2 separate regions of the Homo sapiens genome follow, and region 1 is linked to region 2. The links are chromatin loops, found by intact Hi-C in ENCODE. Cell type or tissue: stomach. All regions are shown on one strand. Each heading gives the region's core, and the rest is flanking DNA. Links, peaks and the distances in the headings are about the cores only.

Region 1 (16,135 bases), core at 4,740-12,739, 120 kb before region 2:
GGAGGTTGCAGTGAGCCGAGATCGCACCACTGCACTCCAGCCTGGGCAACAGAGTGAGACTCAGTCTGAAAAACATAAAATAAAATAGAAATTAAAAATAAATAAAAATAAACAAAATGGCAGAGCCAGAGCTGACTCTTCTAAGCACCTTATTTCTCTTAGTTAGTTCCTCACAGGGATCCCATGAAGGGGACACCATGGTGATCCCCATTTCACTGAAAAGTAAACTGAGGCACAGGGTGGTTGTTTGCCCCAAGCCACCCAGCAAAGACACATAGCAGGCCGGGTGCTTCTTTTGGGCCCGGATGGTCTGTGCTCTTTTTGTTTTTGAGACGGAGTCTGGCTCTGTTGCCAAGGCTGGAGTGCAGTGGCGCAATCAATCTCGGCTCGCTGCAACCTCCGCCCCCCAGGTTTGAGTGATTCTCCTGCCTCAGCCTCCTGAGTAGCTGGGATTACAGGCACGCACCACCACGCCCGGCTAATTTTTGTATTTTTAGTAGTGACGGGCTTTCACCATGTTGGTCAGGCTGGTCTCGAACTCCTGACCTTGTGATCTGCCTGCATTAGCCTCCCAAAGTGCTGGGATTACAGGGGTGAGCTACTGCACCCGGCCAGTCTGTGCTTTTAACCTCCATGCCATGTGAGCTCCAGATAGCTTGTGTCTCAGGCTTGGCACAAACTGGGTGTGAGGATGGCTGGACAAATAGGCGCACACATAATAAATGCATAGCAGCTACAGCTACTCGGGAGGCCGAGGTGGGAGGATCACCTGAGCCCAGGGAGGTTGAGGCTGCAGTGAGCTGTGATTGAGCCACTGCACTCCAGCCTGGGAGACAGAGAGATTTTGTCTCTAAAATAAATAAATACACAAATAGGCCTTGCGCAGTGGCTCATGTCTGCAATCCCAGCACTTTGGGAGGCCAAGGCTGGCAGATCACTTGAATTTAGGGGTTCAAGACACGCCTGGCAACATGGTAGAGCCCCGTCTCTTAAAATATATATAATAATAAAATAAAACAGTAAAATAAATAAATGTGCTTAATTTATTTATGTATTTAATTTTGAGGCAGGGTTGTGCTTTGTCGCCCAGGTTGGAGTGCAGATCTTGGCTCCCTCTAACCTCAAACTTCCCAGCCCAAGGGATCCTCTGCCTCAGCCTCCTGAGTAGCTGGGACTACAGGCATGTGCCACTATGCTCGGTGCATTTTTTTTTTTTGAGACAGTCTCTGCTCTGTCGCCCAGGCTGGAGTGCAGTGGCGCGATCTTGGCTCAGTGCAAGCTCCGCCTCCCAGGTTCATGCCATTCTCCTGCCTCAGCCTCTCGAGTAGCTGGGACTACAGGTGCCTGCCACCACGCCCAGCTGATTTTTTGTATTTTTAGTAGAGACGAGGTTTCATGGTCTTAGCCAGGATGGTCTCGATCTCCTGACCTCGTGCTCCACCTGCCTCGGCCTCCCAAAGTGCTGGGATTACAGGCGTGAGCCACTGTGCCCGGCTGCTCGGTGCATTTTTAAATGTTTTGTAGAATTTGATTCTCGCTTTGTTGCCCAGGCTGGTCTTGAACTCCTGCCCTCAAGTGATCCTCTCACCTCAGCCTCCCAAAGTGCTGGGATTACAGGTGTGAGCCATCGCGCCTGGCAATAAATGTGCTTTAGATCTCTCTGACCTTCTCTCCCCAATCTGAGGCCAGGTTTGTGGACCAGGACCTCTGGGTTTTAGTGCCAGCCTTGCTACTAACTTGCTTTGCAAAATCCTGGGACCCCCGTTTATCCATTGAACAAAAGAACCAGTCCCCAGGAAGTCTTCTTCTAGGAAGGCCTCTAGCACCTCCTTTCTCCTGGCCTACGAATGAGTGGGCTTAGCTCTCTCCTGGCTGTTCTTTGTGAGCAGGGATGAGCCCAGGAAGAAAGCCCCAGGAGGCTGGCCATGGTGGCTCAAGCCTGTAATCCCAGTACTTTGGGAGGCCGAGACAGATGGATCACCTGAGGTCAGGAGTTTGAGACCAGCTTGGCCTACGTGGTGAAACCCTGTCTCTACTGAAAATACAAAAATTAGCAGGATGTGGTGGCGGGTGCCTATAATCCCAGCTACTTGGGAGACTGAAGCCGGAGAATCGCTTGAACCCGGGAGGTGGAGGTTGCAGTGAGCCAAGATTGTGCCACTGCACTCCAGCCTGGGTGACAGCAAGGCTCTGCCAAAAAAAAAAGGAAAAAAAAAAAAAGAAAGAAAAAAATGCCCCAGAGGTGTAGGCTGGAGTTTCACACCCTTGGGTCACAAGCATGAGGCTGAGCACCAAGTTTGGTGACAAATGACTGGGTGGGTTCCACGCCCGCCTGGGGAGTTGACTTTTAGTGTCAAGGAGTCCCAGAGGTGGCACTTCACTGAAGAGCCATAACCACTAGAAGGTAGGGGCATAGGTAGGGGCAAAGGCTTCCTGACGGAGCTATGGAGCTGATGCCAAGTATTTTACCTGCCTGGCAACCTTTCCTTTCTTTTAGCAGCAGCAGCAGCTCCCCTAACCACTTCCTCCCCTCAGTCTTTTTTTTTTTTTTTTAATTAAGACAGGGTCTCACTCTGTCGCTCAGGCTGGAGTGTGGTGACATTACCATGGCTCACTGCAGCCATGACCTCCCTGGCTCGGGATCCTTCCATGTCAACTTCCCGAGTAGCTGGGACTACAGGCATGTGCCACTATGCTTGGCTAATTTTTCTATTTTTTTGTAGAGATGGGTTTTTGGGTTGTTGCCGAGGCTGGTCTTGAACTCTTGGGCTCAAGCAATTTGCCTGCCTCGGCCTCCCAGAGTGCTGGAATCACAAACGTGAGCCACCATACCCGGCTCTTATTCTGAGACAGGGTCATGCTCTGTTGGCCAGACTGGAGTGCAGTGGTACAATCATGGCTCATTGAAGCTTCCACCTCTCAGGCTCAAGCAATCCTCCCACTTCAGCCTCCCAAGTGGCTGGGACTATAGGCATTCGCCACTGTGCCAGAATAATCTTTTTTTTTTTTTTTGAAACGGAGTCTTGCTCTGTTGCCCAGGCTGGAGTGCAGTGGAGCGATCTTGGCTCACTGCAAGCTCTGCCTCCTGGGTTCACGCCGTTCTCCTGCCTCAGCCTCCCGAGTAGCTGGGACTACAGGCGCCCGCCACCATGCCCAGCTAATTTCTTGTATTTTTAGTAGAGATGGGGTTTCACCTTGTTAGCCAGGATGGTCTCAATCTCCTGACCTTGTGATCTGCCCGCCTCGGACTCCCAAAGTGCTGGGATTACAGGCGTGAGCCACCGCACCCGGCCAATCTTTTTTTTTTTTTTTTTTTTTCTGATACGGAGTGTCAGTCTGTTGCCCAGGCTGGAATGCAGTGGTGTGATTTTGGCTCACTGCAACCTCTGCCCCCTGGGTTCAAGTGATTCTCCTGCCTCAGCCTCCCAAGTAGCTGGGACTACAGGTTTGGGCCACGACGCCTGGCTATGTTCGCAGTTTTATTAGAGACGGGGTTTCACAATATTACCAGGCTGGTCTTGAACTCCTGACCTAAAGTGGTCTGCCCTCCTCTGCCTCCCAAAGTGCTGGGATTACAGTCGTGAGCCACCGTGCTCGGCCTGCCAGACTCATCTTTTGACTTTTTTGTAGAGACAGGCTCTCACTAGGTTGCTCAGGCTGGTCTTGAACTCCTAGGCTCAAGCAATTTTCCTGCCTTGGCCTCCCAAACTGCTGGGATTACAAGCATGAGACATGACTCCTGGTATACATATATATATATATGAGACTATATATATATGTATAGACTATATATATATATATATGTATGAGACTATGTGTGTGTGTGTGTGTGTGTGTGTGTGTGTGTGTATATATATATATATATATATATATATATATATATATATATATAGTCATTTGCAATCAAATATAACCTTACTAATAAACTATATACCCCAAAAAATCTGTACATGTCTGGGAGATGCACAGAGCTTTGTAAATTTCCAAGGGCAGGGCAAGGAGGGGCTGGTGGTGAAAGCTTTCAGAATTCTTCAGGATGTCCAGGCTTTGAAGAATAGGCAAGCTTTGTCACAGCACGGGATATGGGGAAGGGCATTCCAGGTAGGAGGGTGGTGACAGCGGGAGCAGGGGATGTGAGGGTCAGTATCTTAGAAGGTCCAGAATGCCAGCTGAAGGGCGGCTCATGCTCTGGGAACCACAGAAGGTTAAAGAGCAAGGGTAGTTTACTACCAACTTCTCTTTACTTCCTGGAGCCCCAGATCCTGAGGTTCACCCCTCCCACTTTCCTATTGCCCTAGGCCTTTGTAATGTAGGCTGGAGTTTCAACCCTTGGGAGGAGGGGTCATACTGATGTGGCCCCAGGCTGCCATCTCTATGCAAATTCCCTGGGATGCCATGCAGATGAGGGACCTTATGCAAATGTATTCCCTCCTGGTGGGGCAGGCTGGGATCCTCCACTCATTAACTTGGGGACCAGGTACTGGATGGAGAACCCTTTCCTCTTCTCTTTCCCTTCCCACTAGCCATCTGTTCACTCGCCATCCAACTCACCAAACCCCAACACCAATGTCTGCCTTTAGAGTGGTATCTCTGTATCTGGTCCCTGCCCTGGACTAAGGGAGTGTTTGTATTTTATTTATTTTATTTTATTATATTTTATTTTACTTTTGAGATGGAGTCTCGCTCTGTTGCCCAGGCTAGAGTGCAGTGGCGCGATCTCGGCTCACTGCAAGCTCCGCCTCCCGGGTTCACGCCATTCTCCTGCCTCAGCCTCCCGAGTAGCTGGGACTACAGGCGTCTGCCACCATGCTGGCTAATATTTTGTATTTTTAGTAGAGACAGGGTTTCACCGTGTTAGCCAGGATGGTCTCGATCTCCTGACCTCGTGATCCGCCCGCCTGGCCTCCCAAAGTGTTGGGATTACAGGCGTGAGCCACTGCGCCCAGCCTATTTGTTTATTTATTTATTTATTTTTGAGACGAAGTCTCGCTCTTGTCCCCCCAGGCTAGCGTACAATGGTGTGATCTCGGCTCACTGCAACCTCCGCCTCCCGGGTTCAAGCGATTCTCCTGCCTGAGCCTCCCGAGTAGCTGGGATTACAGGTGCCTGCCACCACGCCCAGCTAATTTTTGTATTTTTAGTAGAGACGGGGTTTCTACTAAATCATGTTTGCCAGGCTGGTCTCGAACCCCTCACCTCAGGTGATCTGCCTGCCTCGGCCTCCCAAAGTTCTGGGATTACAGGCGTGAGCCACCGCACCTGGCCTTTATTTTTTTTTTTTTGAGACAGAGTGTCGCCCTGTCACCCAGGCTGGAGTGCAGTGGTGTGATCTCGGCTCGCTGCCACCTCCGCCTCCTGGGTTCAAGTGATCCTTGTGTCTCAGCCTCCTGAGTAGCTGGGATTACAGGCGCGTGCCACCATGCCCAGCTAATTTTTGTCTTTTTTTTTTTGTAGAGACAAGGTTTCACCATGTTGGCCAGGCTGGTCTCGAACTCATGACTTCAGGTGATCTGCCTGCCTCGGCCTCCCAAAGTGCTGGGATTACAGGTGTGAGCCACCGCACCTGGCCTAAGGCAACCTTTTTGCTTTTCTCTGTGTCTCTTTATTTTTCCTTAGATAATCACAATAATTAACATGTACTGCACATGGACTCTGTGCCAGGCTTTGTACTAAATACTTCCCTGGTTATCTCATCAAATTCTCCCCTCCATCCTCTGATCCTCTGTGTGCATTTGCTGTATTTTTTTAAAGGGAATTTTCAATTCTGTTATATAGGGAACAAGAGCCCTATAAATAAGGACACAGACAGGTGAAATGAAGGATGGATATTAAGAAGCAACTCAAGCCGGGCGTGGTGGCTCACACCTGTAATCCCAGCACTTTGGGAGGCTGAGGCAGGCGGATCATGAGGTCAGGAGATCGAGACCATCCTGGCGAACACGGTGAAATCTTGTCTCTACTAAAAATACAAAAAATTAGCCAGGCGTGGTGGCACCCGCCGGTAATCCCAGCTACTCGGAAGGCTGAGGCAGGAGAATCAGTTGAACCCGGGAGGCGGAGGTTGCAGTGAGCTGAGATCGCGCCACTGCACTCCAGCCTGGGCAACTGAGCAAGACTCCGTCTCAAAAAAAAAAAAAAAGCAACTCATGAGACCTGTTAGACATACTAAGAATGTGAGCTGAACACAGATGGGAGGGATGCAGGGATCCAGTAAGCTCCAAGCATTCATGCGTCCTGTGGGCGACACCCACTCTGCTCCATGAGTCCCAAGCCCAAGACACAGGTAAAAGCTGTGGCTGCCAAGCAGGTGATCAGCCAGCTACAGTCATCTAGCTTCTCATGTTTATTTTTGTTGTTGTTTTGAGACGGAGTCTCGCCCTGTTGCCCAGGCTGGAGTGCAGTGGCGTGATCTTGGCTCACTGCAAACTCCGCCTCCCGGGTTCAAGTGATTCTCATGCCTCAGCATCCCCAGTAGCTAGCATTACAGGTGTGCCCCCCTACCCCTGGCTAATTTTTGTATTTTTAGTAGAGATGGGGTTTCACCATGTTGGCCAGGCTGGTTGAGAACTCCTGACCTCAAGTGATCTGCTTGCCTCGACCTCCCAAAGTGCTGGGACTACTGTTATTTTATTTTTTGAGACAGGATCTCGCTCTGTTGCCCTGGCTGGAATGCAGTGGCTGGATCACGGCTCACTGCAGCCTCAGCCTCCCAGGCTCAAGGGATCCCCCTACCTCAGCCTCCCGAGTAGCTGGGACTACAGGCGTGTACCGCCACATCAGGCTAATTTTTGCATTTTTTGTAGAGACAGAGTCTCTGTTTGTTGCCAGGGCTGGTCTCGAACTCCTGGGCTCAAGTGATCCTCCTGCCTTGGCCTTCCAAAGTGCTGGGATTACAGGCCTGAGCCACAGCGCCCAGCCTGTTTTATTTTTTGAGTTTTGCACAACATCTTTTGTTTTAATCAAATCTCTTTGTTTTACTCCCATAGATTTGGCTTCAAAATTGAAGATCTAGATTCCATGTCCAGAGAAAGAGAGAACCTGATGAGTCTTGAGAACAAGACCAGGGACAAGATCTCTGAGCTGGAGTTCAAGGTCAACAGCCCACTTTGGTTAACAAGAGGCACCTCCTGGCTGTCCAGTGCTTCCTCGTGGAGGAGTCAACTGCTTCTCTTGGGAGGTGGAGGGTGTTCCCATCCAAGTGCCTCCTCAGGCCCTAGAGAGTCAGGGATTGGTTGCAGTTCCTGAAGTCTCTTCCTAGGTCTGTGGACCTTCTAAGGAATTCCACTGACCACTTTCCCCACTGGAGTCCAGCAACACCATTAGGATGTGAATTATTATTATTATTATTATGTCTTGGAGACAGGATCTTGCTCTGTCTCCCAGCCTGGAGTACAGTAATGCCATCATAGCTCGCTGCAGCTTTGACTTTCTGGACTTGAGCGATCCTCCCACTCTGAGTAGTGGGGACTGCAGGTGTGTGCCACCATGTTTGGCTAATTTAAAAATTTTTTTGTAGAGATGGGATCTTGCTGTGTTGCCCAGGCTGGTCTTGAATTCCTGACCTCAAGTGATTTTCCCGCCTTGAGCTCCCAAAGTGCTGGGATTACAGGCGTGAGCCACTGTGCCTGGTGGGTTGTGAAGTTTGTTCATTGATGTCTCCCCAGTGCCTGGCACACAGTAAACACTCAATACACTTTTTATTTTTTTGAGACGGAGTCTCGCTCTGTTACCCAGGCTGGAGTGTAGTGACTCGATCTCAGCTCACTGCAACCTCCGCCTCCAAGTTTCAAGTGATTCTCCTGCCTCAGCCTCCCGAGTAGCTGTGACTACAGGCATGCACCACAATGCCAGGCTAATTTTTGTATTTTTAGTAGAGATGGGGTTTCACCATGTTAGCCAGGCTGGTCTCGAACTCTTGACCTCAGGTGATCAGCCAGCCTTGGCTTCCCAAACTGTTGGGATTACAGGCGCGAGCCACCACGCCCTCTGAACTTTTCTTGAAGGTATGATTGCGTGAATGGAGGAATGAATCCTCAGGTGTGTTTTGCCAGGGGCTGGCCAGGCATGGCTTTCCCAGTAGGTGCTCTATTGCATTGGAAAGGTGGAACAGGCTTGACTTCCATGTTTGTGAATATAAACTGGCCTCTTAGGTCTTTCTTTCCTCCAGTCTTTCCTCCTCAGGCATAGATGGTAAACAAAATGTCACCAACCTCACCAGCAAAGTGCTCATTTCCCTGGGGCCAGAACATGATGTACACAGACACAAATTTAGCATATTTGATATCATGATATCATGCCCACCTGGTGGGGTCAGCTGGGTGGGCTGCCCACCTGGGCCCCAAACCTCTCTCGCACTCTTCCTGGGAATCTATCCTTTTGCTGAGACTGCAGGCTATGCCTCTTGGAGGTGGTAAACAGAACTTCAAGGGGCAGAGACAGGTACATGAGGCACCACACAGACCCACTGACCCAGTCTGGCTCCAGGGTTAAACAGATCTTGAGACAATGAAAATAAACTTAGCAATAATCAAAGCTTTAAAGTAAAAGCTTCTATATATATGTGTGTGTGTGTGCGCGTGTATATACACATATATATGTATGTATTTATTTATACATATATAAATATATATGCGTGTATATATGTACATATAAATATATAAAATTAAAGAGATGTGGGAGGCCGGGCGCGGTGGCTTACACCTGTAATCCCAGCACTTTGGGAGGCCGAGGCGGGTGGATCACAAGGTGAGGAGATCGAGACCATCCTGGCTGACACGGTGAAACTCCGTCTCTACTAAAAATATAAAAAATTAGCCAGGCGTGGTGACGGGTGCCTGTAGTCCCAGCTACTTGGGAGGCTGAGGCAGGAGAATAGCGTGAACCCGGGAGGCAGAGCTTGCAGTGAGCCGAGATCGCCCCACTGCACTCCAGCCTGGGCGACAGAGTGAGACTCCGTCTCAAAAAAAAAAAAAAAAAAAAAGAGAGATGTGGGAGGTCGGGCGTGGTGTCTCATGCCTGTAATCCTAACACTTTGGGAGGCCAAGGCAGAAGGATGGCTTGAGCTCAGGAATTCAAGACCAGCCTGGGAAACATAGTGAGATCCCATCTCTACAAAAATAAAAAATTAGCCTGGCGTGGTGGCACATGCCTGTGGTCCCAGCTACTCGGGAGGCTGAGGCAGAAGGACTACTTAGCCCTGGGAGGTTAAGGTTGCAGTGAGCAGTGATTGCACCACTGCACTACAGCCTGGATGACAGAGCGAGACCTTGTCTCTAAATAAATAAATAAGGCTGGGCGAGGTGGCTCATGCCTGTGATCCCAGCACTTTGGGAGGCCGAGGTGGGCAGATCACCTGGGGTCGGGAGTTTGACACCAGCCTGGCCAACATGGTGAAACCTTGTCTCTACTAAAAATACAAAAATTAGCCAAGCATGGTGGTGCACACCTGTAATCCCAGCTACTCAGGAGGCTGAGACAGGAGAATCCAGGAGGTGGAGGTTGCAGTGAGCTGAGATCGTGCCATTGCACTCCAGCCTGGGCAACAGAGCAAGACTCCAACTCAAAAAATAAATAAATGAATGAATGAATAAATAAATAAGTAAATAAATAAATACATGAAGGTGCTGGGTGTCACTGCATTGTTTCTTTCTAGACTTTCCTCTGTCTCTCTGTTTCTGTCACTATCTTTGGGTCTCTTCGTGTTCCTAAATTTCTGTATCTCTGGGTCTTTCGTTCCTTATGCTTCAGCATCCCTCTGTGTTTCTGGTCTCTGTTTGTCACTGTTCCCTTTTCCTTCCCTTCCGTCCTTCCCTCTGTGGCTCAGGCTGGAGTGCACTGGCCAGATCACGGCTCACTGCAGTCTCCACCTTCCTGTGACTAGGTGATCCTCCCATCTCACCCTCCGGAGTAGCTGGGACTACAGGCTCATACCACCACACCTGGCTAATTCTTTTGGATTTTTTGTAGAGATGGGGTTTTGCCACATTGCCCTGGCTGGTCTTGAACTCCTGGGCTCAGGCGATCTGCCCACCTCTGTCTCCCAAAGTGCCGGGATTACAGGCATGAGCCACTGCAGCCTCCAATTATAATATGTGCTTCTCAAATACCGGTTCCTATTTATTTGATGCCATTAGTAGGTTAGAAAGTATAATGTAAGCTGGGCGCTGTGGCTCACGCCTCTAATTCCCTTCCTTCCCTTCCTCCTTTTCTTCCTCCTTCCTCCCTCCCTTCCTCCCTTCCTGCCTTCCTCCTTTCCTTCCTCCTCCCTCCCTCTCTCCCTTCCTCCTTTCCTTCCCCCCCTCCCTCCCTCCTTCCTTTTCTTTCTTCTTTTTGAGACAGAGTCTGGCTCTATCCCCCAGGCTGGAGTGCAATGGCGTGATCTTGGCTCACTGCAACCGCCGCCTCCTGGGTTCAAGTGATTCTACTGCCTCAGCCTCTCTAGTAGCTGGGATTACAGGCGTGTGCCACTACACCTGGCTAATTTTTGTATTTTTAGTAGAGATGGGGTTTCACCATGTTGGCAAGGCTGGTCTCGAACTCCTGACCTCAGGTGATCCTCCTGCCTTAGCCTCCCAAAGTGCTTGGATTACAGGCGTGAGCCACCACGCCCGACCCAATTCTTTCTGATATATACCCAGAAGGGGAGTTGCTGCATCATATGTTAAGAAATTTTTAAATAAATAGATGTTATGAAGCAGCATATTAAAAAAAATAAACAATGTAGTCAAATAGAGTTTCTCCAAGGAACTTGGCAATTTTAAATATTTAATAATTTATGCCAGGTGTGGTGACTCATGCCTGTAATCCTAGCACTTTGGGAGGAGGCCGAGGCAGTCGCATTGCCTGAGCCCAGGAGTTCAAGACCAGCCTGGGCAACATGGTGAAACCCTATCTCTACAAAAAGTACAAAAATTAGCCAGGTGTGGTGGCATGCTCCTGTAATCCCAGCTACTCAGGAGGCTGAGATGGGAGGATCACCTGAGCCCTGGGATGTTGAGGCTACAGTGAACCGTGATTATGCTACTTTACTCCAGCCTGGGTGACAGAGTGAAACCCTGTCTCTTTTTTTCTTTTGTTTTAAGAAACCGTGTCTCAGGTGTGGTGGCTCACGCCTATAATCTCAGCACTTTGGCAGATTGAGGCAGGAGGATAACCTGAGGTCAGGAGTTCAAGACCAGCCTGGTGAACATGGTGAAACCCCGTCTCTACTAAAAATACAAAAGTTAGCTGGGCGTGGTGGCGGGCGCCTGTAGTCCTAGCTACTTGGGAGGCTGAGGCAGGAGAATCACTTGAACCCAAGAGGCAGAGGTTGCAGTGAGCTGAGATCGTACCGCTGCACTCCAGCCTGGGCGACAGAGCGAGACTCCATCCCCCCATCCCCCCAAAAAAGAAACCTTGTTTCAAAGAAAAATTTAACATTTTCTACCCACTTAATAAAGTGACACTGTATGAAAAAATTTAAAAAATTCACATAACAGATTAAAAACCTGTTAAATATATTTATATATACACATGTAAACGCACATGTGACATACGTACTTTATTTTATTTTATTTATTTATTTATTGAGACAGAGTTTTGCTCTTGTTGCCCAGGCTGGAGTGCAATGGTGCGATCTCAGCTCACTGCAACCTCTGCCTCCTGGGTTCAAGTGATTCTCCCACCTCAGCCTCCTGAGTAGCTGGGACTACAGGTGCCCGACACCATGCCAAGCTAACTTTTGTAGATTTAGTAGAGACGGGGTTTCACCATGTTGGCCAGGCTTGTCTCGAACTCCTAACCTCAGGTGATCCACCTGCATTGGCCTCCCAAAGTGCTGGGATTACAGGCATCAGCCAACATGCCTGGCCATGGACTTTATTTTAAAATGGGATCATATTCTAGATCTGCATTACCCTGTAGAAATTTCTGTACTGGGGGCCGGGCGCGGTGGCTCACACCTCTAATCCCAGCACTTTGGGAGGCTGAGGCGGGCGGATCACGAGGTCAGGAGATCGAGACCATCCTGGCTAACATGGTGAAACCCCGTCTCTACTAAAAATACAAAAAATTAGCTGGGCGTGGTGCGGGCGCCTGTAGTCCTAGCTACTCGGGAGGCTGAGGCAGAAGAATGGCGTGAACCTGGGAGGTGAAGCTTGCAGTGAGCCGAGATCGCCCCACTGCACTCCAGCCTGGGTGACAGAGCAAGACTCCGTCTCAAAAAAAAAAAAAAAAAAAAAAAGAATAAAAAAGAAATTTCTATATTGATGGAAATGTTTTATATCTGTGCTGTCCAATATAGTAACCACAAGCCACAATTGTCTGTTGAGCAGTAGAACTGTGGCTATTGTCACTGAAGAATGAGATTCTACATTTTATTTAGTTTTAAGTAGTTTACGTTTCTATAGCCACATATGACTAGGGATACCGTATTAAACATCAAGGATCTAGAAAGTATTTTCTGAAACATATCACTCACTCAACATTACATTGGTAGCTTCACTCCGATTTTATTTTATGTATTTGTCTATTTTTTTGAGACAGGTTCTTGCTGTCATCTAGGTTGGAGTACAGGGGTGCGATCACAGCTCTCTGCAGCCTTCATCTTTCTGTCACAGTCTCCCGAGTAACTGAGGTTACAGGCACCGGCCACCACGCCTGGCTAATTGTTTGTATTTTTAGTAGAGACGGGGTTTCACAGTGTTGGTCAGGCTGGTCTTGAACTGCTGGTCTCAGGGGATCCACCCGACTCTGCCTCCCAAAGTGCTGGGATTACAGGTGTGAGCCACCTTGCCCGGCCGAAGTTATTTGTTTTTTTTGAGACAAGTTCTTGCTGTCACCTAGGTTGGAGTACAGTGGTGCGATCATATCTCACTGCAGCCTCCCTCTTCCCGCCACAGCCTCCTGAGTAGCTGGCACTACAGGCTCGTGCCACTATACTCAGCTAGTTAAAAAACTTTTTGCTGGGCGCGGTGGCTCACTCCTGTAATCCTAGGACTTTGGGAGGCCAAGGCGGGCGGATCACGAGGTCAGGAGTTTGAGACCAGCCTGATCAACATGGTGAAACCCTGTCTCTACTAAAAAAAATACAAAAATTAGCTGGGTGTGGTGGTGTATGCCTGTAATCCCAGCTACTCTGGAGGCTGAGGCAGGAGAATCGCTTGAACATGGTAGATGGAGGTTGCAGTGAGCCAAGATCACACCACTGCACTCCAGCCTGGGCGACAGGGTGAGACTCCATCTCAAATAAAAAAAAAAAGTATAATATAAACCATATGCCAATCACAAACAGAACCAAAGTTATATGTTAGCATTAACATTTTTTTTTAGAGTGAGGTCTTGCTGTGTTGCCCAGGCTGATCTCAAACTCCTGGCCTCAAGTGATCCTCGTGCCTCAGCCTCCTGAGTAGCTGGGACTAGGCATGAACTACTGTGCCCAACATTTTTTTGTTTGTTTGTTTGTTTTTGAGATGGAGTCTCACTCGGTGTCCCAGGCTGGAGTTCAGCGACACAATCGCAGCTCACTACCACTTCCACCTCCTGGGTTCAAGGGATGGGCTGGGTGCCCAGCTATTTTAGGATAAATTTTCAAAGAATGTGCATGGCTCAAATGAAGAAATCTAAAATATCTTTCTAAGGTATTTAAAAGAAAATATGAATATTAGTAAAAATGGTCTATGCATAGAACCCAGAAACTAGAAAAGAACAAAATCAAGCAAAAGTATTAATACTTAGGATGATGGAAGTAACTTGGGTGGGTTTGGGGCAAGAGCTCCTTAAAATAAGAGAGTCTGAAAGACATTTCTGGCTAGGTGCTATTTTGAGCCAAAATCTGCAGTATGAGAATGAATGAATTACGTGAGGATCTGTAGTGAAAGATTTCAGGACAAATGAAGGGTAAGTTTGAGAGTCCTGGTCAGGTGTGATGGGTCATGCCTGTAATCCCAGAGCTTTGGGAGGCTGAGGCAGGAGGATCTCTTGAAGCCAGGAGTTCAAGACCAGACTAGTCAACACAGAGAAACCCCATCTGTAAAAGTTTTTTTTTTTTTTTTTAATTAGCCAGCTGTGGTGGTGCATGCCTGTAGTTGCAGCTACTGAGGAGGCCGAGGTGGGAGGACCTGCTTGAGCCCCAGGGTTTGAGGCTGCAGTGAGCTATGATCACACCACTGCACTCCAGCCTGGGTGACAGAGCGAGACCCTGTCTCAAAAAAAGAAAAAAAGAGGTAGGAAAGAAACAAAATATTCAAGGGCTGGAGAGACAGACTGTCTGATAGGATGCAGGCAAGGAAAGTGAAGCTAGGGATGGCAGAGAGAGAGGCACTATGCACGCAGCCTTTTGTAGGAGTTTGAATTTTATTCTAAGAGAAATGAGAAAACCTGAGTCACAGACGGGTTTCTAATCTGCTATTTATTTATTTATTTATTTATTTATTTATTTTTGAGACGGAGTTTCACTCTTGTTGCCCAAGCCAGAGTACAATGGTGCGATCTCTGCTCACCGCAACTTCTGCCCCCTGGGTTCAAGCGATTCTCCTGCCTCAGCCTCCCAAGTAGCTGGGATTATAGGTGCGCACCACCACACCTGGGTAATTTTTTGTATTTTTAGTAGAAACGGGGTTTCACCATGTTAGCCAGGCTGGTCTCAAACTCCTGACCTCAGATCATCCACCTGCCTCGGCCTCCCAAAGTGCTGGGATTACAGGCATGAGCCACCGTGCCAGGCCTGGTTTATGTTTTAAAAAAGCATAAATTTCGAGAATACGCAGTACACGTATGCATTAGGACGCTCCTGGAAAAGTATAAAATTATGTTTAAAAGCAGTTATAGGCAGGGCATGGTGGCTCATGTCCATAATCCCAGCACTTTGGGAGGCTGAGGCGGGCAGATCACCTGAGGTCAGGAGTTTGAGACCAGCCTTGCCAACTTAGTGAAATCCCATCTCTACAAAAAATACAAAAATTAGCTGGGCCTGAGGGCAATGCACCTGTAGTCCCAGCTACTGGGGAATCTGAGGTGGGAGGATCACTTGAGCCCAAGGTCGAGGCTGCAGTAAGTCATGATTGCACCATTGTACTCTAGCCTCGGCGACAGAGCCAGGTCCTGTCTCAAAAACAAACAAACAAACAAACATACATGAGAGCAATGGGTCAGCCTGGGCAACAGAACAAGACTACATCTTAAAAAAAAAAATTGGCCCGGCATGGTGGCTCACGCCTGTAATCCCAGCACTTTGGGAGGCTGAGGTGGGCAGATCATGAGGTCAGGACATCAAGATCATCCTGGCTAACACGGTGAAACTCTGTCTCTACTAAAATTAACTGGGCATGGTGGCATGCGCCAGTAATCTAGCTACTCTGGAGGCTGAGGCAGGAGAATCGCTTGAACCCGGGAGGTGGAGGTTGCAGTGAGCCAAGATTGCGCCACTGCACTCCGGCCTGGGCGACAGAGCAAGACTCCATCTCAAAAAAAAAAAAAAAAAAAAAAAAAAAAAAAAAAAAAATTGGCCGGGCGCAGTGGCTCACACCTGTAATCCCGGCACTTTGGGTGGCCGAGGTGGGCCAATCACCTGAGCTCGGGAGTTTGAGACAATTCCGGCCAACATGGTGGAACCCCGTCTCTACTAAAAATAAAAAAATTAGCTGGGCGTGATGGCATGTGCCTGTAGTCCCAGTAACTCAGGAGGCTGAGGCAGGAGAATCGCTTGAACCCGGGAGGTGGAGGTTGCAGTGAGCCGAGATCTCGCCACTGCACTCCAGCCTGGCGACAGAGCGAGACTCCGTCTCAAAAAATAAATAAATAAATAAAGAGAATTGACAAGTGAAAGTATTGCCTATAAGATAATTTCTTTTTTTTTTTGTGAGATGGAGTCTCGCTCTGTCGCCCAGGCTGGAGTGCAGTGGCATGATCTCAGCTCACTGCAAGCTCCGCCTCCTGGGTTCACGCCATTCTCCTGCCTCAGCCTCCCGAGTATCTGGGACTACAGGCGCCCGCCACCACGCCCGGCTAATTTTTTGTATTTTTAGTAGAGACGGAGTTTCACCGTGTTAGCCAGGATGGTCTCAATCTCCTGATCTTGTGATCCGCCCGCCTCAGCCTCCCAAAGTGCTGGGATTACAGGCGTGAGCTACCATGCCCAGCCCCGCCTATAAGATACATT
Region 2 (13,721 bases), core at 1,709-9,708:
CAGGTCTTGGAGTAGATGTCTCCGCCCTCGTGAGCCCCCTGGTCAGGGTCATGGTCTGGTGGGGCTGTCGTGGTCACTGCTGTGTTCCCCTGGGGCCTGACACTGACAATGCACTCCAGGGAATGTTTATGGAATGAATGAGTGAATGAATGAATGAATGAATGAATGCCAAGCTAAAGAGTTTGCCAGGGCAGCTGTAGGAGAGTTTAATCAGGGCCAGGACACGATCGGATTTAGAAGCCCCTAGGCTCCCCCCAGCTTTTTTTTTTTTTGAGAGAGAGGGATGGAATCTGACTTCGTCGCCAGTGCAGTGGCGTGATCTTGGCTCACTGCAATCTCTACCTCCCAAGTTCAGGCAATTCTCGTGCCTCAGCCTGCCAGGTAGCTAGGATTATGGGTGCACGCCACCACGCCTGGCTAATTTTTGTATTTTAATAGAGACAGGGTTTCACCATGTTGGCCAGGCTGGTCTTGAACTCCTGACCTCAGATGATCCGCCCGCCTCGGCCTCCCAGAGTGCTGGGAATACAGGCATGAGCCACTGCGCCTTGCTGGAGCCCCTAGGTTTCCTCTCAACCCTAGGCTTTTGCACATACTCTTCCCTCTCCCTGCACTATTTACACCTAGTAACTCCCACTCATCCTCTAGGTATCAGATGAGCTGTCCCTTCCTCCAGGAAGCCCTCCTTGACCCCAGGCTGGGTCAGGCATGCGCTCTGAGCTCCTGCAGCCTCCTGGGCTCCTCCATCCCAGGCTGTGAACACTGCTGGGCTATTATTACCTGGGGACAAGTCTGCCTTCCCACTGGATCTGGGAGGGCAGGCTGGGTTCTGTTCACCCTCTCTGCCTTCTCCTCTGAGCTAACAACATCTGCTAGGACCTGGGTTCAAATCCAGATGCCCCTATCTTTGGAGCTCCTTAGGTGAGTGTGGGCCTCTCTTGGAGCCCCTGTTTTCTCGTGTGAAATGTGGGGAGAATGAGAAGCGTGCATGGAAAACCTCCCAGGGCTGTGGTGGGTGCAGTGAAGAGACGAGATCCTGAAGTCCCGAGCTGACCATGAGCCGGGTGACTACGGGTGACCCACTTCCCCTTTTGGGGTTCATCTGGCTGGATGAACGGTAGCAGCAGCCCCTTCCTGCCGGGACATTCTGGGAGGCCCGCTCGGGGCTTCCCGAGGTGGGAGGGTCAGGGACAGGCTGAGGGAAGAGGTGTCTGTTGGGTTAGGGGAAAACCAGTCTTCCCCATCATGAAACGGATGATGGGGGGGAAACAAACAAAGCTGGCTCCACCACGGCGTGAGGGGAAGTTGGGGGAGAGGATGAGGGGGCCCCATGAGGTGGGTGAAAACCACAGTCCACAACTTGTCGCCAACTTCCCGCCTGGAGCCTGTGTGCCTCGGGTGAGGCTCCCTCCTCATTGGCCTCAAACAAGACCTATCTTCATTCCAATCTCCAACCCAGCCCTGCCTGCAGCCTTCTGGCCTCAGAAATGGCAGCTTCATCCTTGCAGTGGCTCAGGCTCAAAGCTTGGAGACCCCTGACTCTTCTTGTCCCTCGCTTTACAATTCTGCCCCCAACAGTCTCTTTCCACCTCATGGCCAGAGGGATCCTGTTAGAACCTGAATCAGGGCCGGGCATGATGGCTCACACCTGCAATCCTAGCACTTTGGGAGGCTGAGGCAGGTGGATCACCTGAGGTCAGGAGTTCAAGACCAGCCTGGCCAACATGGCAAAACCCCGTCTCTACTAAAAATACAAAAATTAGCTTGGCGTGGTAGTGCATGCCTGTAATCCCAGCTACTCAGGAGGCTGAGGTAGGAGAATCACTTGAACCCCGGAGGCAGAGGTTACAGTGAGCTGAGTGGGCACCATTGCACTTCAGCCTGGGAGACAAGAGTGAAACTCTGTCTCAAAAAACAAAACAAAACAAAACAACAACAAAATTAGCTGGGTGAGTTGGCACATGCCTATAATCCCAGCTACTGGGAAGGCTGAGGCAGGAGAATCACTTGAACCCAGGAGGCGGGGGTTGTAGTGAGCCGAGATTGCGCCACTGCACTGCAGCCTGGGCGACAGAGCAAGTCTCCATCTAAAAAAAAAAAAGAAACTGAATCAGAACCCATCCAGCCTCTGTGGCTCCTACTTCACTTGGGGTGATGGCCAAAATCCTCGCCATGGCCCTCAAAAGCTGAATCCCTGCTCCTTTTTTTTTTTCTTTCTTTTTTTTTTTTTTTGAGAGGGAACCTCTCTCTGTTGCTCAGGCTGGAGCGCAATGGCGCCATCTCAGCTCACCACAACCTCTGCCTCCTGGGTTCAAGTGATTCTCCTGCCTCAGGCTCCTGAGTAGCTGGGATTACAGGCTTGCACCACAATGCCTGGCTAATTTTTGTATTTTTACAAAAATAGAGTTGAAGTTTCACCATGTTGGCCAGGCTGGTTTCGAATTCCTGACCTCAAGTGATCCGCCCACATCGGCCTCCCGAAGTGCTAAGATTACAGGCGTGAGCCATCACAACTGGCCATTTTTTGTCTTTTTGATGACAGCCATCCTAACTCAGGTGAAATAATACCTCATTGTTGTTTTGATTTGCATTTCCCCAATGAGTATGATGTTGAGTATTTTTTCATATACTTGTTGGCCATTGTATGTCTTCTTTTGAGAAATGTCTGTTAAGATAATTTGCCTGTTTAAAAAATTATATTGTTGGCCAGCCATGGTGGCTTACACCTATAATCCTGGCACTTTAGGAAGCAGAGGTAGGAGGGTTGCTTGAAGCCAGGAGTTCGAGACCAGCCTGAGCAATACAGCGAGACCCTGTCTGCACAAAAAGTTAAAAACAGCCAGGTGTGGTGGTGCACAGTGGTGGTCCCAGCTACTCACTTGGGAGGCTGATGTGGGAGGATTGCTTGAACCCAGGAATTGGAGGCTGCAGTGAGCTATAGTTGCGCCACTGCACTCAGCCTGGATGACAGAGCAAGATGTCATCAAAAAGACAAAAAATGGCCAGTCGTGATGGCTCACACCTATAATCCCAGCACTTCGGGAGGCCGATGCGGGTCGATCACTTGAGGTCAGGAATTTGAAACCAGCCTGGCCAACACGGTGAAACCCCGACTCTACTAAAAATACAAAAATTAGCTGGGCGTGGTGGTACAAGCCTGTAGTTCCAACTACTCAGGAGGCTGAGGCAGGAGAATCACTTGAACCTGGGAGGCAGAGGTTGGAGTGAGCTGAGATCATGCCACTGCACTCTAGCCTGGGTGACAGATTGAGATTACATCTCCAAAAAAAAAAAGTCAGATTTTTTTTTTTGTGTTGAAATGTTTGATATATTGTATATTCTAGATAGAGTTCAAGACCAGCCTGGCCAACATGGTGAAACCCCATCTCTACACAAATACAAACATTAGTTGGGCCTGGTGGCAGGTACTGTAATCCCAGCTACTCGGGATGCTGAGGCTGGAGAATCACTTGGACATGGGAGGTGGAGGTTGCAGTGAGCCAAGATTGCACTACTGCACTCTAGTAGCCTGGACGAGAGGGCAAGACTCCATCTCAGGGAAAAAAAAAAAAAAAAAAAAAAATATATATATATATATATATATATATATACACATATATATATATGTATGTATATATATGTATGTTTGTGTGTATATATATATGTATGTGTATATATATGTGTGTGTGTGTGTGTGTGTATATATATATATATATATATATATATATATATATATATATATATATAAAATTAGCAGGTCATGGTGGTGAGCACTTGTAGTCCCAGCTACTTAGGAGAGTGAGGCAGGAGGATTGCTTGAGCCCAGGAGTTCGAGGCCACAGTGAGCTGTGATTGTGCGGTTGCACTCCAGCCTGGGCAACAGAGCAAGACTGTCTCAAAAAAGAAAACAAAAAAGAAATATAAAATGTAAAGTTGGGTTAGTTGTGTAAGTGATAAATGCTGTGAAGAATAAAGCCAGACAACTTTGGGTGTACAGGGGACCCCTCTGAGGAGGTGACATCTGAGCAGAGACCTGACTGGAGTGATGCAGGTGTCTGAGGGAAGGAAATTCCTGGCAGCGGGAACAGCCAGTGCAAAGGCCCCGAGGAAGGAGTTGCTTGATTTGTTCAAACAATAGCCAGGAGGCCAGGTGGCTGCAGTGAGTGAAGGAGAGGAGATGATGAAGGGAATGACGGGCGGGCAGGCCTGCAGACCATTGTAAGGACCCTGGAGTCCGATCCGAAGGGGAGATGCTCCAGGAAATGTGGCTTTACCTCTGGGCGCCTCAGTATCCTCTTCTGAGAAACATGCAACATGACACCTGCGTCTGAAGGTCTCTGTGAGGACTCAGGGAGCTCCTGCCTCCACAGGCAGGAGGCAGCCGCACAGGTGAGGCCCTTTGGCTGCACTGGTCCTGTGCAACCTTGCAGATTTGGGGTGCCCTCTCTGGACTCTGCATTCTCCACACTGTGTGTCAGGATGGGCTGAAGCTGATGGGGCTCATTCCTTGGTTCCCAAAGTCTGGCCTTGGCACCCCCTCCTCCATGCTCCTCTTCTGTCTCCTTCCTCTTTCTTCTCCTCTTCCTCCCCATCCCTCCTCCTCCTCCACCTCCTCCACCTCCTTCTTCTCCCTTTTTGCCCTGTTCCCCTTTTCTCCCTCCTCCACCCTCCTCCTACTCCCTTCTCTTTCCTCCTTTTTTTTTTTTCTCTCTCTCCCACCTCCCCCTTCCCTCCTCCCTGCTCTCCATCCTGAATCAACATTCCAGTCCATGGAAAAAAACAGGGCAGGCTTCCTTCCTCTCCCTGGCAGGGCTCCAGAGAGGGACTGGGCCATTGTGTATTCTGGCCTCAAGGTCACCCCGACTCCCTGCCCTCCCCAGTGTGGTTATTTGAGAAAAGGCAGCTTGGGTGAGGGGGAAGGGATTGGGGCTGAGAGGGGTATAGTCTGCCTCCCCACCCACGGCTGGTGGAACCTGAGGGCCCCCGGCGCCACCAGAGCTTCGTGGCTTAATGGGGGAGGCGAGGAGCCACTGCGGACCTGCTCGGGACAGTGAAGGGCGCCAGTCTCAGCCCTCATCTGAAACCTGCTCCGTGACCCTGGACTAGTTCCTGCTCCTCTCTGGACCAAATCCTGGCCCTGCTCCTTTCTGGCTGAGTAACTTTGGGCAAGTCACCTCCTCTTCTTTGTGGTGTCTCACTTTCCTTTTTTTTTTTTTTTTGTCAAACAGTCTCTGCATCTGAGTCCCCCAATTTCCCAGCTAACAAAAATTCCCTAGACCCTTTGTTAAAAATTCTGCTTTCCGGGCGTGGTGGCAGGCGCCTATAATCTCAGCTACTCGGGAGGCTGAGGCACAAGAATAGCTTGAACCCGGGAGGCAGAAGTTGAAGTGAGCTGAGATCATGCCACTGCACTCCAGCCTGGATGACAGAGCAAGACTCTGTCTCAAAAAAAAAAAAAAAAGAAAAAAAAAAGAAAGAAAATTCTTTCAAGTCCCCACCCTGGAGAGACAGGTTTTCTGGGCCCAGGCAGAAGCCTGGGATATATAACTTATTTTATTTTATTTTAATTTTTGAGACAGGGTCTTGTTCTGTCTCATAGGCTGGAGTGCAATGGCACCATCACAGCTCACTACAGCCTCAAAATCCTAGGCGCAAGCAATGCTCCCATCTCAGCCTCCCAGGTAGCTGGGATGACAGACAAGTACTGCCATGCCCAAATAATTCTGTTTTTTTTTTTTGTTTTTTGTTTTTTTTTGTAGAGATAGGGTCTTGCAATGTTGCCCAGGCTGTTCTTGAACTCCTGGCCTCAAGTAATCCTCCTGCCTCAGCTTCCCAAAGTGATGGGATAACAGGCGTTAGCCAGTGCTCTTCGCAGGGATGTTTACGTTAATAAACAGGAGATTTGGGAAATGTATTAATAGTTCCATTTCAAAGGGAAGCTTTGAGGAGCAAGTCAGAGAACCTGTGCTGAGAGCACCTACCCTGGAACCTGCGATGATGAGCATCGTGTTTCTAAAAGCTCATACACATTTATTATTATTGCTTTTATTACTTTTTTTTTTTTTTGAGACAGAGTCTCACTCTGTCTCCAGGCTGGAGTGCAGTGGCACGATCTAGGCTCACTGCAAACTCCGCCTCCTGGGTTCGAGCGAATTCTTCTGCCTCAGCCTCCCAAGTAGCTGGGACTACAGGTATGTGCCACCACGGCCAACTAATTTTTGTATTTTTTAGTAGAGACAGGGTTTCACCATGTTGGCCAGGATTGTTTTAATCTCTTGATCTTGTGATCTGCCTATTACTTTTTTTTTTTTTTGAGATGGAGTCCACTTTGTTGCCCAGGCCGGAGTGCAGTGGTGCAATCTCCGCTCACAGAAACCTCTGCCTCCTGGGTTCAAGTGATTCTCATGCCTCAGCCTCCCAAGTAGCTGGGATTACAGGCGCACATGATGACATCTGGCAATTATTTGTATTTTTAGTAGAGACGGGGTTTCACCATGTTGGCTAGGCTGGTCTCGAACTCCTGACCTTAGGTGATCTGCCTGCCTCAGCCTCCCAAAGTGCTGGGATTACAGGCATGAGGCACCGCGCCCGGCCTATTATTACTTTTTGTCAGCAAATCTCAGTGATTACAATGTAAAGAACATCATATATTACATAAAGCGAAGCAAACCTGCTTAGTAGGATTAAGTTCGCCAGGACAAATGTTATCTTTGAAGCAGGGTGTGGTGGCTCACACCTGTAATCCCAGCACTTTAGGAGGCTGAAGTGAAAGGATTGCTTGAGCCCAGGAGTTTGAGACCAGCCTGGACAACAGAACAAGACCCTGACTCCACAAAAAATGCAACAATTGGCCGGCGTGGTGGCTCATGCCTGTAGTCCCAGCTGCTTGGGAGACTGCAGTGAGCCATGATTGCATCACTGTATTCCAGTCTGGATAATGCTGAGACCCGGTCTGGAAAAAAAAAAAAAAAAAAAAAAAAATGGCCGGGCGCGGTGGCTCATGCCTGTAATCCCAGCACTTTGGGAGGCTGAGGCGGGCGGATCACCTGAGGTCAGGATCACCTGAGACCAACCTGACCAAAATGGAGAAACCCCGTCTCTACTAAAAATGCTAAAAAAAAAAAAAAATTAACCGGGTGTGGTGGCTCATGTCTGTAATCCCAGCTACTGGGGAGGCTGAGGCAGGAGAATCGCTTGAACCCAGGAAGCAGAGGTTGTGGTGAGCCGAGATCATGCATTGCACTCCAGCCTGGGCAACAGGAGCAAAACTCCGTCTCAAAAAAAAAAAAAAAAGAAAAAGAAAAATGTTATCTTTGCTTTTTCTATCTGCCTGTTGTTAAAATCTAACACCTTAGTCTGGGTCATAGGCATTTATTGAGCATCCATGTTTCAGGCTCATTACTTGTATTAACTAATGTGATCTTTTCAACAATCCTAGGAGGCAGGGGCAGTATTATCATCTCCATTTTACGAGGAGGAAAAGCAAGCAATGTACCCAAGTTCCCACAGCTAAAAAGAATTCTGTCTGTCCTCAGAGCTGTGCCCTGAAACCCTCTGCCCTGCTGAAGAATGGAGAGGACTCCCCCACCAGCACCTCCACCTAGGACACATGGGAACTGTGGGACTTGGAGCAAAGTTTTCAAGTCTCTGTGCCTTAGTTTCCTCACCTGTAAGTTGGGGGAATGATAGTAACTGCTCTTAAGAGCTGCTGTAGGAATTGAGATCTTGCATGAAAAAGGATAAAACCAATTGATATGGTTTAGTTCTTAGTCCCCACCCAAATCTCATGTCCAGTTATGATCCTCAGTGTAGGAGGAGGGACCTCGTGGGAGGTGATTGGATCGTGGGGGCAGTTTCTAATGTTTTAGCACCATCCTCCTAGTGCTGCTTGTTTAAAAGTGTGTAGCACCCCACCTTCCTCTCCTGCCGGCCATGTGAAGACGTGCTTGCTTCCCTTTCACCATCTGCCATGATTGTAAGTTTCCTGAGGTCTCCCCAGAAGCAGAAGCCTGTATAGCCCACAGAATCATGAGCTGATTAAACCTCTTTTCTTTATAAATTACCCAGTCTCAGGTATGTCTTTATAGCAATGTGAGAATGGACTAATACACTGATGCTCGAGATATAGGAGTGATTATTATTTTGTGGTTATTGTTATTATTCTTTCCTACACTCTTAATGAAGGGGATTGCACTACTTGAGATAATTCAGTAAAAGAGCACAGAGATGCCCAGAGGGACGGAGGACCTGGTCTTGGGGACATTTGAGCCTCCACCACACCCTGAGGCTATGGGATTTTGCTTGACCTAGAAACCTGAGCTGCTTCTCCTTCCCTCCTTCTGCCCCTCCTGCTGGCCTCATTCTGCATCAACTGCACACAATCACAGCTCAGAGCAGCAGCTCCCATCTTTCTCAAACCCCTGCTATGGGGGCTGTGACTCTTACTCCTTGGGCTCAGGTGAGGAAGGCCATTTTGCCTAGCTGAGGAGGTAGAAGTTCCAAAGCTTGGAGTGGCCAAGCCTGCCAGCTGCCCACCCGGGACCCATTCTCTCTGCCTTTCTTAATACAAGAACCTTGATGTTAATTGGGGCAGCAGCATACCCAAGGCAATGACTGCAATTCCCTGCCTCCCTTGCAGCTAGGGTGGCCATGGTACTATGAGCTGGCCAATCAGATCTAAGCAGGGGTTGTTGGATGGGCCTTAGGTAAAGTTCCCTTAAAAGGGGCACAGTCCATAAACTGGCTAGGGGGAGTTTTTTTTTGTTTGTTTCCCTTTGTTCCCTTCTTTCTGCTTCTTGCCTGGAACATGGATGAGGCAGCTGTGACTCCAGCAGCCATCTTGGGCCATGAGGTGATGGAGAGGATGGAAACCCCAAGGTAAGGATAATGGAACAGAAGAATAGAAGGAGCTGTGTCCCTGATGACACTACAGGGCCTCCATTCTAGCTCTGAACAATCTGCTTCTGGAGATTTTTTACGTTTGAGAAATGAGAAAAATAATCTTCTAGCCATATAAGCTACTCCCTGTGTATCTATTCTGCCTAATTGTTTATGCTAGTTCCAATATTTCTTACTAGCCACTGAAGATAATTTCTTTTGTTTTGTTTTTTGAGACTGAGTTTCACTCTTGTTACCCAGGCTGGAGTGCAATGGTATGATCTCAGCTTACTGCAACCCCTGCCCCATGGGTTCAAGCAATTCTCCTGCCTCAGCCTCCCAAGTAGCAGGGATTACAGGTGCCCTTTTATCTTATATATTAATCTCCTTGGCTTTTTATTATTTGTGTTCCTTATTTATACTTCTGTTTTTTTTTTCTTGATCACACCATGCCCGGCTAATTTTTGTGTATTTTTAGTAGAGATGGGGCTTCACCATATTGGCCAGGCTGGTCTCGAACTCCTGACCTCAGATGATCAGCCCACCTCGGCCTCCCAAAGTGCTGGGATTACAGGTGTGAGCCACAGTGCCCAGCCTAGCCACTGAAGAGAATTTCTTTCTTTCTTTTTTTTTTTTTTTTTTTCGAGACAGAGTCTCGCTGTGTCACCCAGGCTGGAGTGCAGTGGCGTGATCTCGGCTCACTGCAAGCTCTGCCTCCCAGGTTCACGCCATTCTCCTGCCTCAGCCTCCCGAGTAGCTGGGACTACAGGCACCTGCCACCACGCCCAGCTAATTTTTTTTTCTTTTTTTGAGACAGGGTCTTGCTGTGTCGCCCAGGCTGGAGTGCAGTGGCATGATCTCGGCTCACTGCAAACTCCGCCTCCCAGGTTTGCACCATACTCCTGCCTCAGCCTCCCCAGTAGCTGGGACTACAGGTGCCTGCCACTGCACCTGGCTAATTTTTTCTATTTTTAGTAGAGACGGGGTTTCACCATGTTAGCCAGGATGGTCTTGAACTTCTGACCTCGTGATCCACCCGCCTCGGCCTCCCAAAGTGCTGGGATTACAGGCATAAGCAACCTCGCCCGGCCAAGAATTTCTAACTGTTATATCTAGACTCTAGCCACATCTATGTCAAGTTTTTATGTGAACTTGGGTGGATGGGGGTGGGGTGAAGGTGGTAATATGGATGCTATTTCTTCTTTCTGGGCTGGATAGTGTTGGGGTTAGTAGTATGGGCTCAAGTCCATCCTCACGTCCCAGCTAGAAGCCCCACAATGGAGACCACTAATTTAGATAATAGCTTTCAAACTCCATAGAGCTCCCTCAGTGTCCCCTCCGGTGAGGTGGAGTCAGTGGGTGGAACTTTAGGCTCTCTCCTTCCTCATGGGCTTGAATTGGTCACATGGCTGCTTGCAGCTGCAAGGCAGTTTGGGAAAGTGAGTACCTGACATTTTCAGCTTCTAGAGAGGGAGGCAGTGCGTGTGTCATGGAAGCAGGGAGGGCAGTGGGCTGGGGAGCAACCAACAGATCCCTCTTCAGTCAATGTATATTTATTGAGCAACCTTTGCTTCAACCAGACCAGTTTCTCTTTTCTCTCTCTCTCTCTTTTTTTAGAGACAAGGTCTTGCTCTGTCGCCCAGGATGGAGTGCAGTAGGGTGATTATAGCTCACTGCAACCTTGGCCTCCTGGGCTCAAGCAATCCTCCTGCCTTAGCCTCCCATGTAGCTGAGACTACAGGCATGCACCACTATTCCTGGATAATTTTTGAAAAACTTTTGTAGAGATGAGGTCTTGCTACATTGCTCAGGCTGGTCTGGGACTCCTGGGCTCAAGTGATCCTCCTGGCTCAGCCTCCCAGAGTGCTGGGATTACAGGTGTGAGCGCAGCGCCCACCCCAGGGCCTTTTATTTTATATATTAATCTCCTTGGCTCTTTATTATTTGTGTTTCTTATTTATACTTCTCTGTTTTTTTTTTTTTTCTTGATCATACCTGCAGAAAGTCTGTCTATTTCATTGCATTTTCAAAGAATCAGCTTTAGGTTTTATTGGCCATGTTTTGTTTTACATTTCATCTATTTCTGCTTTTACCTTTCTTCATTCCTTAGCTTTTTTCTTTGGTTCGTTTTGTGGACTTTTTCTAGTTTCTTGAGTAGAAAGCTTGTTTTATTCATTTTCAAGTCTTTTTCCTTTAGTACTCTCAATGCTTATAAGCTATCATTTTTCTCTTCAAGGATGGCTGTGGCCATGTCCCACAGGTTTGATGTATATGATGCTTTTACTGTCATTTGATTCTGGTTGATATCTTGTATTTTAGTTGCTTCTGTAGTCCAAGTGTTACTTTTTTTTTTTTTTTTTTTTGACGGAGTCTTCTTGCTCTGTTGCCCAGGCTGGAGTGCAGTGGTGCGATCTTGGCTCATTACAACCTCTGCCTCCCAGATTCAAGCAATTCTCCTGCCTCAGCCTCTTGAGTAGCTGGGATTACAGGAGCATGCCACCACGGCTGGATAATTTTTGTATTTTTAGTAGAGACGGGGTTTCACCATGTTGGTCAGGCTGGTCTTGTACTCCTGACCTTGTGATCTACCTGCCTCAGCCTCCCAAAGTGCTGGAATTACAGGGGTGAGCCACCGCGCCCGGCCCCAAGTGTTACCTTTTATTTGTAAAATTTAACATTTTTTATGAGACGTAGTCTCACTCTGTTGCTCAGGCTGGAGTGCAGTGGTGCAATCATGGCTCACTGCAGCCTCAAATTCCTGGGCTCAAGTGATCTATAGGCATGCGCCACCATGTCTGGCTAATCCCAGTGGTATTTAAATTTAAGTAATTTTTTTTCCAATTCTATAGAAATTTTGGGGGAGACGAGTATAGCTATTGAATTGGTATCTATAGTTGGTTTTATTTATTTATTTATTTTCAAAAATAGAGACGGGATTTTGCCATGTTGCCCAGGCTGGTCTCAAATTTCTGGGCTCAAGCGTTTCTCTCACCTTAGCCTCCTAAAGCGTTAGGATTACAGGCATGGGCACTGTGCTGGGGCTATATTTGTTGCATTGCTATTTTAAATATTAATAATAAATTGACCTGCCATGTAAACTTGTATTTGAAGAAAGGGCTCTGAGGCTTTTAAAAATGGTTTGGAAAAGTCTGGTCCACCTCAAGTCCACACCTTTTTACTGATGGGCAAACTGAGGCTCTAGTGAATCCGTGGCAAATGCAGGATTTTGATCCAGGTTTTATAACCCTCATTCTGGAGGTCTTTCACCACCCATCACCCCAACTCAACACAATCATCCCCAAAAGGGCCTTTCTCGTCTCTGCCCAAACCTGTCTTTCTATTCTAAGCCTCGACTCGGCCATCACCACTCCTGACCAATGCCAAGAACCTGTTTCCAGTGGGGCATTGCGGCTGGGTGGGGCCTGTGGCTCCCACTAATGAGACGAGTTAGAAAACACACTCATTCTGGCCCCCACTTCCCAGCTCTCCACTCCTGGCCTCTACCTCTGCCCCGCTTGCATTCATCCATCCACAGGGCCTTTCCTGTGGCTGCAGAAGGAAGGAGATATTGTCAGGGTTGGGCAGATAATGTTGGAGAGACATGCGGGGAATCCCAGGACAAAGTTGTGTCTTTGATTAAATGGGTGAGGACTACCAGAAGGTGATGGAAGACTTCTTGCAAAATATGGTCATTTCCTGAGCACAAGCAGCCCTGTTTCGGGGTCCAGGTGACAAAATGAGGTGCAGTGTAGGGGAGAGCCATGTCCCACAGAATGCTGGTGCTCCAAGAGGGGCAGTCCTTGGCCAGCTGGGGAGCAGGACTCTCACATATAACCTGGAGCACTGCGGGAGGGGCACAAGGCCCTGGCATCCAGCAGTGGGGTGTGGAGCACGGTGATCTGGGCCCATCCTCCTGCACGTGCACACCCAGACTGAGAAAAGTCTTGGGGGGGAAAGGAAATGAGTGCGGCCACCAGGAAATGGCGGGGCTAGCGGTGGTGGAAGGAGAGGCTGACACACGTGTGCATTAACCAGGACGTTTATGGCCTCGGTGGCTCCCCAACAGCTCAGCGAGGGAGTGGGGCCCTGTGGCTCTAGCTCTAGGGTGGAGGCAGGAGAACAGCAGGACCACAGCCTGGCATCCTCGCTGTGGGGGAGTGGTTCCCACTCAGAGGGCGAGGACCAGAGGATGGTGCGAAGAGCTCTTCTCTCTGGACGTCTCCAGGGTCACGCTGTTACCCCAGGGCTGTGGGGCATATGGGGCGAGGGGGCGAAGGAGGATGTCAGAGAGATGGAGGACCAGGTCCCCAGTGCCCCCACCCCTTCTGCTCCCCTGCCCACCCCGGGCCACCCAGTGGCCCAATCCACCCCACGCTCAGCCTGTGCCAGGTTCAGGTTCAGGAAGGTAGCGTTGGTCCTTGTGCGAGGGAGGGAGGTTGACTGTGAGAAGAGAGAATGGGTGAAAAGGAATCCCAAGGCTTTGCCGGGGTGGCCTGCTGCCACTGAACAGCATTCTCCCCTAACACTGACCCAGAAAACCAGGGTTTGATCAGTGACTGGATGAAAGTGGGTGACTGGCAGTGGTTGAGTCCTTGATCCTGGAAATTTCCAGTGATAGGGGAGGCACCATCCCGGACTCAGGGACATGGCTTCTGAGAATGCTCTGTCTGCTGGGGGAGGCAAGATTCCAGACTTGGGGAATGATCTCATCCCCAGTGTCTGAGAGCTAATGGGGGAAACCTGGCCCTGCTGTAGGGACATGGACTCAGACCTCTGGGGATGCTCAGTCAGATGGAGGATACATGGACCCTGACTCTGGGAGCTCCCAGTCTGATGGAGGAGAC

The links. A loop is a pair of places that touch in the nucleus more often than their neighbours do. Peaks named below come from ENCODE experiments on the same cell type or tissue, not always from the same donor. Only the 100,000 strongest peaks of a DNase experiment are listed, where the experiment ranks them.
Region 1: it touches region 2 in a loop (2.1-fold over the local background); 44 of 110 quality-filtered maps call a loop at or near these places.

The regions. Positions count from the first base shown.
Region 1 is chr19:44,827,660-44,843,794 of GRCh38, reverse strand. No RefSeq gene overlaps it. Among named protein-coding and RNA genes, the nearest start is that of NECTIN2, 11 kb to the left of the region's middle. In stomach, for the core only: no CTCF peak of the experiment used is centred there; no DNase peak of the experiment used is centred there; H3K27me3 peaks cover 3,462 bases.
Region 2 is chr19:44,709,898-44,723,618 of GRCh38, reverse strand. All of the region lies in intron 1 of CEACAM16-AS1 (CEACAM16, CEACAM19 and PVR antisense RNA 1), which reads left to right. CEACAM16 (CEA cell adhesion molecule 16, tectorial membrane component) reads right to left here. Exons shown (of 7, transcript NM_001039213.4): 7 at 12,901-13,123. The coding sequence ends at 13,113. Among named protein-coding and RNA genes, the nearest start is that of CEACAM16-AS1, 8.4 kb to the left of the region's middle. RefSeq lists enhancers at 798-857, 928-1,037, 1,168-1,317. In stomach, for the core only: no CTCF peak of the experiment used is centred there; a DNase peak (open chromatin) is centred at 4,818; H3K4me3 peaks cover 361 bases; H3K27ac peaks cover 1,607 bases.